Regions from separate parts of the Homo sapiens genome. Here region 2 is linked to region 1. The links are chromatin loops, found by intact Hi-C in ENCODE. Cell type or tissue: K562. All regions are shown on one strand.

Region 1 (2,500 bases):
ATAAAAAGAAAAATACAGCAAAATAAATTGGTTAAGGCAATAATTCATAATCACCACAACTGCTGCCTCATCGTTGGTAACTGTAAAACACCAGTGATTATTATATATTCTCCAAGTTGAGAGTTAAAATGTAATTTAAAAAAGGATTTTTAGAATCATTTAAGGGCATATTTTCTGATCAGTTTCTAAAACAGTCATTGTGTAATGGAGCTAGAACAACTCATGAAAAAAATGATACAATGCTTTAACTCCTTTATTTTTGTCTTTGGGCGCTATTATTAATCACCACAGTAGTTGAGAGCATGCATTACAGAGTCCATGAGGCCCAAGTATTGGTTCTACTGCTTACAAGCTATGTGACTTTTTGGCAGATAAATGACCCTTTCTGAGCTTCAGAACCCCCACATGTAAAAATGGGAATAATGAAATAATGAAATTAAAGCATTAAATGAAATAATGTACTAACACACTTAACACATAGCCAGTAGTACTTTTATATTTGAGTGTGGCTAAGCTCTGGTTATTCTTCTCAATAAAATAATGATAACTAAACTGTTGAGTGCAGGAATAGTTTAAAAGGCTGCTTTCTCCCCTCTCCAGTGATAGAATGTGCAGCATCACCCTTTCAGCTGACTCTTGAAAGTCTTGGATCCCACTTTCACCAAGGTAAGAAAAGAATTAACTGCTCTGGCTTAAAGCCATTCCTGAGTAGCTAACAATTGACAATAAGAATAAATAAACCTGAGAGAGAAATTCAGTTTCCAAATTCATCCCTTATCTTCAAACATTTAAATATTAAGAAGACTATACAGAAGCATGTTTATCCCTAATATATTCATAAAGTCATAATCACAGTATTCCAAAAAAACTGAATTTAAACACTATCAAGTAAACTACCCCAGTCAGAAGAGGTACAAACTGAAAAAAATTAAATAAAAATATTGGAAAGCCTGCCGTCTCAGATAATGTGAGCACCAGAATCATGATAATGAAGAACAGTTCAGGAAAAGCAAGCAAGGCAGAGAATCTAAATCAGCTGGTTACAGTTAGCTTCTGGGTGACGGATAGCCTGGCTGCTGCCTTTGCTTCCCTAGTCCACCTCTGTGAGGGGTGGAACCAAGCCAAGCCCATAAATCAGACACAGCCTCGAGGTTGAGACTTGTTAATAGAACATAAAGACAAACTTCAGAGACAACCTGCACCTCTCAACCCTCCCTAAGGCTGGCAAGGCCAAATATCCTAAGGCACTGAAAGCCGTTTCTAGGTCACTTTCTGAGTAGGAAAGGAAGCTTTAATTTTAACTATTCCTCCGCTCCAGATGCCTGATTACCATCATTAGCACTTACCACCTATTATATGCTTTTTTAATTTAAAAACTATATAAAATTATAAAGAACAAAAATATTTTACTAATGCAATATAAGCCTTAGTATTTCTGAAAATGTATTTATCAACTGTGAACACTTTCTAGTCATTTTCATTGAAAAAGAATGCAAAATAATCCTATGGATAGAAGTAAAATGGACAAATAAACTAATATTTGTAAAGGTGTACAGTATTTATTTCCACTTCACCAGAGGGAGTACATATGTCTGTTTCATTATTCATATGCCACGATTTTAGTTTTCCTGCTTGCTAAATATAAAGAATGTTCTAAGCCCCCAGGCAACAGATTTCAGTAAATGATGGCTGAAATTCATTCACTGCATTATAGCAAAAAAAAAAAAAAAAAAAAAAATCACAGAAGATGTGAGTAACAATGTTCAGGGTTTCCTTTTCCGTGGAGCATTGTAACTACAATTCCTTTGACATCAAGAACTAGTCAGCCTTTGTGTATTATGAATGCTTATACAGCAAATTAATATAATATGAACTTTATGTTAATAAAAACAATTTTACCTATGCCTCTGTTCTCAAAGGTGAAAAATCACTTAATAGGTGGTCTACCGTGAACCTAAATGTTGTAATAAGGTCAAAATGATAATAAAGCAATTTTCACATTAATAGTCTTCTCAATGCTAAAATCATAATAACTCTCTGGATTGTTCTCATAAGAAGCTACCTTAGTTTAAAATTCAAGATACAAAATCAAGCACAGTTCTTTCTGTACAGTTGTTTTTTAGTCTCTCCCTCAAGTAGCATATTTTTAATGCCCTTTTTAACTTAGACATAATGAGAAACGCTACATGAAAATATTAAACAGATTTAAGTTTCTGATCTATTCATGGCCTTAGGTAGAAAACTTACATTTAAAATTATCAGTGAAGAATTAAAAACTATTTTATTAAGGCTATCCATTAATCCATGTCATCCTGATCTGGTCTAATTACAACAGTAAATTCTGTCCATGCAATATTACATTTCAGCTCTGAAGAAGATTAGGAATGTCACTGATGTAGCATAAGCACACTCAAAATGGAGGGAAAATATTTCCCACAGAATGCCACTCATGATGTCCTGATTATAATATGCAGGAGCTTTTAGTTTGCTTTCAGTGTCC
Region 2 (2,500 bases), 160 kb after region 1:
TAAATTTTAGTACAGAAATGAAAAAACAAAGAAGAAGAGACTGACTCTCCTCTTTGTTTTTTGGCTCTCCTCTTCTTTCTAGTCAAGGCCAGAAAAAGCTTTACATGCGTTTCACCTAAATCTTGAGTAATGTACAGGAGTCCACAGTCTACAAGTTCAATTTGTTTTCATACACTGATATATTTAGCATTTTATATTATAGCCAAGTGGTCATAAAATTATGAAAAGTAAAATCATTTTTAAATGGAGGTGCTGACAAGTTGCATATGAATTTAAAATGCATTAAACATAGTTTATGATTTAGTCTCATTATACATAGTAGGATTGAAAAGGGAGTTTTTTAGATCTAACAGTCTAAGAAGACATAAAACACCTAGAATAAAATAAAGATTTGGAACTACTCATGCATATTTTTTTCTGCATTTTAAACAACATACTGTCATTGTAAAAATCATGTGATTTTATCTCCTATTTTTTCAGTTTTGCATTTATATTTTATTTTACAGATACCATTCTATACAGTGGAATTTCACTATTTGCCTGAGTTTAATGCCATTTCTCAAATACCAATAGCCAATCATGATACAATTTAAATTGCTTGAAAAGGATTTTGTGATGGGCAATATAAAAGGCCATGGGGATCCTTTGAATATGTAGTCGAACTTTTTAGTTCTCATTAATACAATAAGCCTTGTAATCACTGTTCAGCGAACTATACCTTTAATGTTGAGTTATCTTCCCATAAGTAAAATGTCAATTGTGCCATAAATGCCATTTGACTTGGGTTTTGTTTCTGCTTAAAAAAAGGGTATACAAATTATAATTGATGATATCATTTATTGCCTGAAAACACCAAACCTAGCAAGCTTTGTTTCCCCACCTAATGATTTAAGTGTGCTCTTACCCAGAAACATTCTGAAGAGTTTCTCACCACATAATAAAACAAAGTGTTATATTATCCTTATGACTTGTCAAAACCGAGGAATCGGAAAGAGACAGCCTGAAAAGGAAAACCACATCAAAGTTGTTTTACTTCCAGGAAAATGATTTGATCATTTAAAAATTTTAAAACTATTTTTCATATTTAATTGAATTTTTTAACCTAAGTTGTTGGAGATTGAAACATTCTCATCTATTTTATCTTAGCAAAATGAAGATAAATGTAAAAATGCCATGTGCATTCTTTATTTAAAATGACTCTTCTTTGTGGAATAGAGGCTTTAGACATAAAGTTCTTCATCTGTAGCAATATTTTGACTATCTTTATGCTGGAATCTTTATCCTGACAGTTGTGCAGCTGTACAGGTTTGCAGCTTTCTGAGCTAAACTCAAGAGGCTCTGAGTCCATGCCAGCTGTCTTTCAATTTCACATCAACTCTCTTGGTGCTTTGTCAGTTTAAAGCTTTTGCAAAGTTTGCAGGGCCTGAATTCATTAGATAAGGGAAATGAGTCATCTAAATCTTACCCAACCTCAACTGCCATAGACACTCACTATTGTAAATTTCCTTCAAGATTGAATTGGAAAATAGACCCCATGGGTTTTTGTCAGTGTTGGTATTTGATGATACCCTTGTAACAGCAGCTGCTGAAGCTGTGTGTACCTCAATAAATTCTATTTTAAATTCCCTTTCCTTCATATTTTATATATAAAATTGGAAGGCAACGGCTGCAATAATAAGGGCAAAAAGGTCATTTAAAGTTCAGTTCACCAGGCACATGATAGGCAACTCATCACAAAGGCACTTTTTAAAAATAATTATGGTTATTAGAAACAAAATCCATCTTGTTTTTAAAGAATTCTGCAGCATCTTAAAACAGGTAAGAAACAGATTGTCAGGGATAGTTAAGTTGGAACACAAAGCTTCAACAAACACAAGGATTTGACAATTCCTCTGGGAGTGAGGAGCAGCCTTATTATCACAAGCCATCACATTGATCTGTATTTTGGTACAGGAGGATCTTAGATCTGCAGAGACCCAGCCCTTACCACATGTTATTAGAAATATTTAAGTGCATGCCTGTATTTTAAACTGAAAGGGGGAAAAAAAACAATACTACATGGAACAGAAAAAAAGTATCGATAACATTCTGTAAGACTATAAATAAATGAGTGCTTCATCCCACAAAGATTAAAATCTGTATAAATTTTGCCTTCTGGAAGTACTTTCCAAGACATTGAGGAAAGAAAACATGAAGTATCAAAACAGGAGAAATGACAGAGAAATAGAAATCGCCTGCAGTAGAATTTCAGGTTATGTTAACCAAATGACATTTATTGCCCATTGCTTTTCTACAACTAAGTCATTACAGCACAGTGTGACCTAAAGCATGGTCTTCAGAATTAGAAAGAGCCACTTAGAATGTATATGATCTTGGGGAGTCTATTCTTACTTTCTGAGCCTTAGTTGCCTTGTTTGCAAAATGGGGATACTATCCAATTCATGATGCCATGAAAAATACTGCATGTCAAGTATCTGGCATATAGTTTATGAGCAAAAAA

The links. Hi-C counts contacts between places; a loop is a spot of excess contacts. Peaks named below come from ENCODE experiments on the same cell type or tissue, not always from the same donor. Only the 100,000 strongest peaks of a DNase experiment are listed, where the experiment ranks them.
Region 2: it touches region 1 in a loop (3-fold over the local background); 4 of 110 quality-filtered maps call a loop at or near these places.

The regions. Positions count from the first base shown.
Region 1 is chr2:195,321,415-195,323,914 of GRCh38, forward strand. All of the region lies in intron 1 of LOC105376755 (a long non-coding RNA gene), which reads right to left. Among named protein-coding and RNA genes, the nearest start is that of LINC01825, 210 kb to the right of the region's middle. In K562, no CTCF peak of the experiment used is centred here; a DNase peak (open chromatin) is centred at 1,087.
Region 2 is chr2:195,485,781-195,488,280 of GRCh38, forward strand. No RefSeq gene overlaps it. Among named protein-coding and RNA genes, the nearest start is that of LINC01825, 46 kb to the right of the region's middle. In K562, no CTCF peak of the experiment used is centred here; a DNase peak (open chromatin) is centred at 1,411.